2 separate regions of the Homo sapiens genome follow, and region 2 is linked to region 1. Evidence: read pairs that join two places in POLR2A ChIA-PET (ENCODE). Cell type or tissue: PC-9. All regions are shown on one strand. Region 1 overlaps TSPAN15 (tetraspanin 15). Region 2 overlaps HK1 (hexokinase 1).

Region 1 (5,000 bases):
TGTAGGCAGTGTGGCACCTCTTGGTCAGGTGCAGACACTTAACACAGTCTGTGTACTGCTGACTGTTAGAGAAGGAAGTGGCTTCTCATTATGGTACAGCATCTTACAGTTTACAAAGGAGTTTCACCACCTCAGGGTCTCCTTCGCGTGACCATTATATTCCCATGTCACAGTGGAGAGGCAGTTGGCGCTCTGAGGGAGATGGTCTGGCCAGCATTGTGCAGCTCGTAAGTGGCCCAGCGCCTGCAGCTGGCCTGGGCTCTTTGCTGGGTCGCATCAGCGCCAGCCCTCTGGGAGCCCGTTCCTGACCTTTACCTCCTTTCCCGGCTGCCACTTTCTGCACAGGGTTTCATGGTCATGTTGGCTTGTCGCATGCATCTTCTCTTGTCCTGATTTTCTTAAAGCAGAGGAGAAAAGGATTTAAGGTGACAAGAGACCCTCCTTCTCCCTTCCCCCAGGCCTCTTCCCCATGCAGTGAGGGGCATGTTCTAAAGCCCTCGGCACCCTGTTTCCTAATAGGTGCACTTGGATGTGTAATAGGTAGGTTCCCATTACAGCCTGTATTTAGCTCCAAGTAGCAGTTAGTGAAACATCTGGTTTGGGCATTAATTCCAGGCCAGAACAGGCCACCAGACCCAGGCCTCTGGTGAGCTGACCCTTGCCTGGGGCCACTGAGACTTTCCTGATGGCACTGAATCTGGTCTGAAGCTTTAGGCAAAGGAAGACGCAAACCTGTAGTAAACAAACCTCTTCCTTTAGCCAGGTGTGGTGGCATGTGCCTGCAGTCCCAGCTACTTGGGAGGCTGAGGCAGGAGGATCGCTTGAGCCCAAGAGGTTGAGGCTGCAGTGAGCTATGATCACACCACTGTAGTCCAGCCTGGGCAATAGGGTGAGACCTTGTCTCCTCTAAACAAAACAAAACAAAACAACACACACACACACACACACACACACACACACACACACCTCTTCTTGGAAAACAGAACTTGGTTGCTGTAGAAAAGGTGAAAGAATGTTCTTGGATATAGTTATAGCCACAACACCATTATCATGCCTAAGAAAATACTAAGTTTATGCAAAAACATATCTAATTGTCCCTAAAACATCTCTCATAGTGTCTTTAAAAAAATCAGGACCCAGCATCACAGTTTATACATTGCGTTGGGTTTCTTTTTCATAAAAAATGTCCCAGTGCATCTGAAACTTGAGGGGTGACCTCTGAGGCCCTGAATGTTATAGCATCTGGGGTCCTGATGGGGACTGTCGTGTGTTACTTGCCTACGTTGTACCTGATCCAAGACCTACCGGGGCCAGCTGGTTCCTTTTGTTGTTTAAGGGAAATTCAGAAAGCCAATTAGGAAAGGCTTGCCTGGAAAACTGTCCCCACCCATGAGACTCCAGCCCCCGCCCCCCTCCCCCACGTTCTCATTAGGAGAGCTGATCGGTGTCTGGAAGCCAGACCCAAGACTCCCTGAGTCCCCACCCTTAATCACCAGGTGCACACACTGGGCCCTGTGTCAGGCACTGGGGAAAGATGCTCTAAAGAACTGAAAGACCCCCAGCTGGCTGCCCACAGCCTGCCTGGGGAGACCCGGTGTGCCCTGGTGTGGCCGGGTCATGGCTCTTGGCAAGTCAGTGCACTGATGTGTAGGGCAGTGGCTCTTTGTTCCTTGGTTCTGATGCTTGGGGTAGGCTGGGGTAGGGCCGAGAGAGCTCCCTTCTCTCATACCAGATGGGGAGCATTATCAGGTGGCTGGAGTATCCCCTAATCAATACTTTCTGTATCAAGCTGCGATAGAGGAAATGGACTTTTTTTTTTTTTTGAAAAAGTTAAACGCACAGAAAAATGGAAGGAGGAATTCAAAGAACATCTGCCTGCTTCTGAGTTATCAGTTGTGAACATCTTGTCTTAAGAGCTCTCTCTAAATACACCACTTCTTTTTTTGCCAACCCAGCTACAAGGAGGCTGCAGTCGTTGTGACCCCACTCCTCTAAATACCCCAGCATTCGCCTTCCCAGAAAGGGCATTCTTCCTCACACCACTGCTGTCCATCTGATTAAAAAAAAAAAATCACCATGAAATCAAACTTTTCAGTCCTATATACAGGCCACATTTCTTATGACATTCCTGTGTTGTAAGAAATATGTTTGTTCTTTGTCCCCAGTTCCTGGCACAGAGCTCTTAAAACCCTTGGAATTTCCTGATAGGAATGCTTTTTGTTATTAATAATGAGCCCGTTTAGTCACACCTGAGTTTACGCTGATGCGATGACTTAGGGTAAGGCCCTAGACGGCCTTAGGATGGGGCGAATCACCAGAAACACCAAATAATTAGAGGGCTGGACAGAAAGGGTGAGGGTGGGGGTGGGGGTTGGGGCTTGGAGATTGAGCTCTATGTAAAACTTTTTTTTTTTTTCCAGCTCTCAACCAGTAGAAGAGAAAAACTCTTGAACAATGAGATTTGATGAGCTTCTGGGTTTGGGAACTCACTGAGGTGTTAAGGGGTGAGCGTGGGCTCAGAGAGGGCCTGGGAGCTCCCTCCCCACCTTGCCCAGTGCATCTCCTCCCTCTGGCTGTTCCTGAGTTGTATTCTTTGTAATACACTGGTTAATATAAGTAACCCTGAGTTCTGTGAGCCATTCGCGCAAATTATCAAACTTGGAGAAGGGGTTGTGGGAACCCCTGACTTATAGCCAGACTTTGAGTCCTGGACTTGTGATTGGCATCTGAAGGTCAGGCAATCTTGTAGGCTCTTTTGAGACAGAGTCTTACTCTGTCACCCAGGTTGGCCGGAGTGCAGTGGCTTGATCTTGGCTCACTGCAACCTCTACCTCCCAGGCTCAAGCAAACCTCCACCTCCCAGGCTCAAGAAATCCTCCCACCTTAGCCTCCCACGTATTAGGTTGGTGCAAAAGTAATTGCAGTTTTTGCCATTACTTTTAATAATAATATTTTTTTAAATAGCTGGGACAACAGGTGGACACCACCACGTCCAGCTAATTTTTGCATTTTTTTGTAGAGATGAGATTTTGCCATGTTGCCTAGGCTGGTCTCAAACTCCTGGGCTCAAGCAATCTGTCCACTTTGGCCTCCCAGAGTGCTAGGATTACAAGCATAAGCCACCATGCCCAGCCTAATCTCGTGGGCTTGAGCACATTAACCTGTGGGATCTGATGCTAACTCCAGGTAAATGTGTCAGAGTTGAATTAAATTGTACGACACCCAGCTGGTCTCTCAAGAGAATCAAAGAACTGTCTGATGGTATTGGAAAGCACCTCATTCCCCAAATGTTCTTTGTGGTGATATTTTACCCAATTCAGGATCCACCCAAGGTTTGTACATTACTTCTGGCTCTATGTCTCTTTAATCTCCCCCAGGCTAGACTATCCTTACTTCTTTTGAGTCCTTTGAAGCCTCCAGGCCACTTGATCTGTAGGATGTCTGAGTTGCTTCATAGCTTCACAGCTTCCTCATGATTAGGTTCAGGCCACACATTTCCTGCAGGAGCATTTCACAGGGTGTGCAGCGGGAGGTATGGAATATCACATTAGGGGGTGTGTGCTATCTGGCCACACCATGGTTGGCCAGGCTGAACTTGACCAGTCCTCTCCATTGCAAAGGCACCTTTCCCCATGATGATGAACACATAGGCTGATGTGAAACACCCTGGTGAAAGAACTTTTAAAAGTTAATCTGAATGTGAGACTCCCCTGCTTAAATTATTTCAATTATTTCCCTATTCCAGCCTCAAAATACACTGCCTGCTTCTAGACACCTTCACATGCCCACTGTGGTCCAGGCCACTGTCACCTCACATTGGTCACCACAGTAGCTCCCTGACCAGCCCCTCCCACCTGCATCTCCCAGTCTCTTGGCATAGCAGTCCAAGCAACTCTTTTAAAGATCACAGCCAGGCATGGTGGCAAGTGCTACTTGGGAGGCTAAGGCAGGAGGATTGCTCAAGCCCAGGAGTCCGAGACCAGCCTGGGCAACATAGCAAGACCCCATCTCAATTATTTAAAATAAAAAAAGATCACAGTTGGAACAGAGCACTTCTCTGCAAACTTTCAGTGCCTCCCATCCACTCAGAGCAAAAGTCAAGTCTTCTCAGTGGCCTCAGAGTCCCCTCCTGATCAGCCCACTGCCTCATCTCCTACATGCTCCCTCTCCAGCAGCCCCGTCCCCCTTGCTGTTTCTTGAAAACACAGGCACATCCCAAGGCCATGGTGCCTGCTTGGATGCTTATTCATGTATCCGTGTGGCTTGGTCCCTCCTCTACTCCAAGTCTTTGCTCACATGTCACCCTCCCTGGCCACACTGACGGCCCCTTTCCCCAGCTTCCCTAGCCTTCCTCCCCGTTTTATTTTTCTTAGTAGCACTTATAACCATAGCACAGTATATGTTTTTCTTACTTATTTGCCTCTGCGCAAGTAGAATGTGAGCTCCACCAAAGCTGGGATTTTTGTGGTTTTCTTTCATTGCTCTCGTTGCACACCCAGTTCTTAAAATAGTAGCTCCCAAAGTGGGTCTAGGGACCTCTGGGTTCCCCTTTCAGGGGCTCTTGTATCTAGAACCACTTTCATAGTAATAGTAAGACTCCCACTGCCACTCTCTTGGGAGCATGTGATGGAGTATTCCAGAGGCACCTGAACACTCGATGTGGCAGTGGAGCCAATGAGGAGCAGATCTGAGAATCCAGCTGCTTTCTTGGCAGCCAGACGTTAACATTTACAAACATGCAGAGCCCACGCCACTCTGCCCACTCAGTTTTTGTGTCTTTTGGGGGAATTTTTTAAATGAAAAATGCTATTTAACATATAAATCAATCTTTCTTTCTTTCTTTCTCTCTCACTCTCCCCTTCTCCCCACCTTCTCTCCCTCCCCTCTTCCCTCCCCTCCCCTCCCCTTCTCTTTCGACTCTGGTACCCAGGCTGGAGTGCAGTATTGCAATCTCGGCTCACTGCAGTCTTGATCTGAGCTCAGGCCATCCTCCCACCTCA
Region 2 (5,000 bases), 70 kb before region 1:
TAGCATAATGTCTTAAGGTTCATCCGTATTGTGGCATGTGTTAGAATTTCCTTATTTTTTTATTTTTATTTTTTGAGACGGAGTTTCACTCTTGTTGGCCAGGCTGGGGTGCAATGGTGCAAACTTGGCTCGCCATAACCTCTGCCTCCTGGGTTCAAGCGATTCTCCTGCCTCAGCCTCCTGAGTAGCTGGGATTACAGGCGTGCGTCACCATGCACGCCCGGCTAATTTTGTATTTTTAGTAGAGATGGGGTTTCCCCATGTTGATCAGGGTGGTCTCAAACTCCCGACCTCAGGTAATCTGCCCACCTTGGCCTCCCAGAGTGCTGGGATTACAGGCATGAGCCACCACGCCCGGCCATAATTTCCTTATTTTTAAGGCTGAGTGATATTCCATTGCATGCACACACTGCATTTTGTTTATTCATTCATCCATCCATGGACACTTGGCTTGCTTCCACCTTTTGGATATTGTGACAAATGCTGCTGTGAACACGGGTGACCAGTATCTCCTTTCAGTTTGTGTGTGTGTGTGTACGCACCCCAAGTGGACTTGCGGGATCATATGGTAATTCCCTGTTCAGTTGTTTGTGGAACCACCATGTTGTTTTCCACAGTGGCTGTAACATTTTACATTCCCACCAGCAGCCCGTGAAAGTTCTAGTTTCTCCACATCCTCGCCAACACTTGTTATTTTCTGAGTTGAGAATAGCCATCCTAATGGGTATGAAGTGGTATGGAAAGTCTTTTCAAGCATAATAGCAAAGAAAGAAATCATAAAGAAAAATGGCCAAATATAGCTACATAGTGTCTGTAAGTAAAAAAAAAAAGTAATCAAACTTAAAAGGCAACGGTAAACTGAGGAAGACATTTGTACTGTGTATGACAAGACGCCTAGCAGGGCATGGTGGGCTTTGGCAGGTCTGGTCTACACCTGCTCTTCTCCACCGGCTGTGTGCTTTGCAATACTCAATTTCTCCCAGCCTCAGTTGCCTTATCTTTAAAATGGGAATAATCATACATTCATTGGTTGTTTGAGGAGTAAGTAAGGTAATGTATGTAAAATATATGTTACATGGTAAGTCCTCCAAGAAGCCTGGCTGGTCTTCATTGTACCATCCCAGTTATCGTCTCTTTCAATTTAATATAAATAAGACAAATATATCAGGAGAAAAGTCTTGAGACGTAAGAAGTAGTTTATATGGCCAAAAAACAAATGGAAAAAAAAGAGATCATCCTCACTAATAGAGAATAATATAAATTGAACTACAGTCTTGTGATGCCTTCTTATAAAACTGTCAAAAGTTGTAAAAAAATGCTCTTTTCCAGTGAGGATAAGTGTGGCCAAATACTCTGCTGAAGAGTAAATGGATACAATTTTCTGTAAGGCATCTGGCAATGTGTAGCAAAAGCTCGTTGACCCAGAAATTTATCCTAAGGAAAAACATCAGAATTGCACACAAAGATTTATAAACAAACCTTATCAAAATGTTTCTTTATAATAGCAGAAAATTGCAATTAACTTGAATTTCTCCAAGCTGGCTAAAGAAATCATGGTGCATCCCTAGAGGGAATACTGCAGCAGCTGTTTCCAATCCTGTTCTCAGATAAGGCTGTGGGAAATTGCTCAATGCATGAAACAGGAAAGAGAAAGAAAATCACATATCAAGGATAATCCCATTTTGCATATCATGAGAAGCATACCAGCTAGGAAAAATAAACTGGAAGGAAATATATTAAAATGTTAATAGCATTTTCCTAGATGTTGAGATAGTGAATGGTTTAGATTTTCCAATTTTTATTTTGCTAGATTTGCCAAATTCTCCACAGTTTAACATGTAACACTTGCCCTTGACTCTGTCTGTGGATGAGTACAGTGATTGGGGGCGGGGGGCGTCCTTTGGACGTGGTCTCCAGGCTGCTCTTGTGGGTCCTGCTTCATCCAGCCCTCTGGCTCTTGTCCCCCACAGTGACCGATTAGCACTGCTCCAGGTCCGGGCTATCCTCCAGCAGCTAGGTCTGAATAGCACCTGCGATGACAGTATCCTCGTCAAGACAGTGTGCGGGGTGGTGTCCAGGAGGGCCGCACAGCTGTGTGGCGCAGGCATGGCTGCGGTTGTGGATAAGATCCGCGAGAACAGAGGACTGGACCGTCTGAATGTGACTGTGGGAGTGGACGGGACACTCTACAAGCTTCATCCACAGTGAGTGGGCCTTCCAGTTGGGATGCGCAGAGCTTGCTGGGATCCCTTTGGGTTAGGGGGTATCAGGGTGTGGTTTACGCTGGGGAAATGCCCTGCGGGAGCCCAGCCAGGCTGAAGGCTGTGCGTTCAGGAGCTGGGGATTGTCTAGGACAAGGTAATGAACAGTTTGTAGGGTTTGACTGGGATCCTTAGGGAGACAGAGAAGTGGCTTCACTTGGCCAGCTCACACCAGTGGCATGATGTGACCCTCACCCCACTCCTCCTGGTCCCCCTTAGGTGGGGGCTAGGCAGTGGGAGAGGAGGTGAGGGTGGGCGTGGGCTCACTCATAAGCCTGGTGAGCTGTAGCCAGGCCAGAGGCTCTGTTGGGTAAGTGGGGAGAGGATATTAAGAAAGGGGAGGAGCTGGGTGCAGTGGTTCACACCTGTAATCCAGCACTTTGGGAGGCCTAGGTGGGAGGACTGCTTCAGTCCAGGAGTTTGAGACCAGCCTAGGCAACATAGTGAGACCTTGTCTGTACAAAAAAATTTTGAAAATTAGCCAGGGATGGTGGTGAATGCCTGTAGTCCCAGCTACTCGGGAGGCTGAGGGAAGAGGATTGCTTGAGCCTGGGAGGTGGAGGTTGCAGTGAGCCCAGATCACGCCACTGTACTCCAGCCTGGGCAACAGAGTGAGACCCTATTTCAAAAAATAAAATAGGAAAGGAGGATAGCCACTCTCTTGTTCATCTGCTGAATCAGTTTGCTAAGACTTGGAAGGGCGGGAGCGGTTTGGGCCCTGGGCTTCATGGCAGGGAGGGGTAGGGAGTGGCCTCCCTCTGGTCAGGCATCTGACCCCCCATGCCAGAGAAGGACATGTGATTGCACTTGCTGTGTGATTGTGATCCACCGCATGTCTCACCTTATGAATAGGGTGACCATATTATTTATTTATTGTCTACACTAGGGTACTCTTGCCAGTCAAGAGTGCTAATAATTATTACTCTGGGACTGTAGGCAAACTAGGACCATCCCAGATAAATGAGGCCATAGTGTCACCCTACTTATAAGCAACCTCACCCGACTCAGTGTAGACATTACCTGCTTACCTCATGGCCGTGGCTTGGGGTGGAACCATCTGTCTTGCTCCATCCTCACCTCTGTCTCTCCCCCTTAATAGCTGTCCTTGCCATCAGCTGAGGCAGCACACAGGAGTGGTTTAGAGCTAGGCTTTGGAGCCACATACTCTTGGATTTAACCCTGGCACCGTCACTTAGAATCTGTGTGCAATTGCTTAATCCCTGCAAAATCTCATCTTCCTCATGAGGTGGCAGCCACTGGCAGGACTAGAAATTAGAGCTGTAAAATATGGGGCACCTAGTAGGTCCTCAAACTCCTTGGCTCAAGTGATCCTCCCACCTTGGCCTCCCAAAGTGCTGGCATGAGCCACCGCACTCCGCCCACCTAATAGGTCCCCAACCAAGGACAGTGACTACTTTTGAGAGCCCCTCACCACAAGCATCTTCAGCCTGGCCCTGCCCTTCATTTTGAGCCCAACTTACAAGCATGTAGATTCAGCCTTTGTTCAGATACTATCTTCACTGGAAGGCATTCCTGTCTTTGGGGGCCAGGCTGTTGATGGTGGGGCGCTGGGGGTCTCAGGGTTGCAGCTGGAGATGGGTGATATTCATTCCTGCATAGCCTCCTGAACCGATCCAGTGCTTGGCTGGCTTGCACCTGCCTTAATGATCCATGTCAGCCCCTAACATCCTCCTTGGTTTTGAGGTCCCCCTGGAGCCTCAAGCTCCGATGTGGGTGTGTGTGTTATTCATGTCCTAGCCTTCATAAGCCATACAGAGCAGTTGTGTTTGGATTCGCAGTTGGGCCTCCCTGCTGAAAACTGTGACAATGGGATTGACCGTGGGCCCACTTTCCTCCCAGCCATTCTCAACTGGCCACAGCTGCTTCTAAGCAGCCTGCCTCCCAACCATGTTCACCCTCCTTGTTGTTGGGTTCAGAGTCTCTTTGACTTCCGATGCTTATGTCCTGATAAACCCATCACAAAGTCGAAGAATCCTAAGTCGAATCATCACCAGTCAGGGGGCTGTCTGTGCTTTGGTGTTTTCGGGTAGGCCCAGCGTCTCTCATCTTCCTCCAACTACCTTCTGTTTTCTCGTCCTTTTTAGCTTCTCCAGAATCATGCACCAGACGGTGAAGGAACTGTCACCAAAATGTAACGTGTCCTTCCTCCTGTCTGAGGATGGCAGCGGCAAGGGGGCCGCCCTCATCACGGCCGTGGGCGTGCGGTTACGCACAGAGGCAAGCAGCTAAGAGTCCGGGATCCCCAGCCTACTGCCTCTCCAGCACTTCTCTCTTCAAGCGGCGACCCCCTACCCTCCCAGCGAGTTGCGCTGGGAGACGCTGGCGCCAGGGCCTGCCGGCGCGGGGAGGAAAGCAAAATCCAACTAATGGTATATATTGTAGGGTACAGAATAGAGCGTGTGCTGTTGATAATATCTCTCACCCGGATCCCTCCTCACTTGCCCTGCCACTTTGCATGGTTTGATTTTGACCTGGTCCCCCACGTGTGAAGTGTAGTGGCATCCATTTCTAATGTATGCATTCATCCAACAGAGTTATTTATTGGCTGGAGATGGAAAATCACACCACCTGACAGGCCTTCTGGGCCTCCAAAGCCCATCCTTGGGGTTCCCCCTCCCTGTGTGAAATGTATTATCACCAGCAGACACTGCCGGGCCTCCCTCCCGGGGGCACTGCCTGAAGGCGAGTGTGGGCATAGCATTAGCTGCTTCCTCCCCT

What was found. ChIA-PET counts read pairs that join two places held together with the same protein. Peaks named below come from ENCODE experiments on the same cell type or tissue, not always from the same donor. Only the 100,000 strongest peaks of a DNase experiment are listed, where the experiment ranks them.
Region 2: POLR2A ChIA-PET joins it to region 1 with 6 read pairs; 6 of 35 experiments call an interaction of 5 or more read pairs at or near these places.

The regions. Positions count from the first base shown.
Region 1 is chr10:69,466,710-69,471,709 of GRCh38, forward strand. All of the region lies in intron 1 of TSPAN15 (tetraspanin 15), which reads left to right. Among named protein-coding and RNA genes, the nearest start is that of TSPAN15, 18 kb to the left of the region's middle. In PC-9, no CTCF peak of the experiment used is centred here; DNase peaks (open chromatin) are centred at 2,182 and 3,452; H3K27ac peaks cover 2,785 bases.
Region 2 is chr10:69,396,625-69,401,624 of GRCh38, forward strand. HK1 (hexokinase 1) reads left to right here. Exons shown (of 18, transcript NM_000188.3): 17 at 1,971-2,204; 18 at 4,367-5,000. The coding sequence ends at 4,511. Among named protein-coding and RNA genes, the nearest start is that of TACR2, 18 kb to the right of the region's middle. In PC-9, no CTCF peak of the experiment used is centred here; no DNase peak of the experiment used is centred here.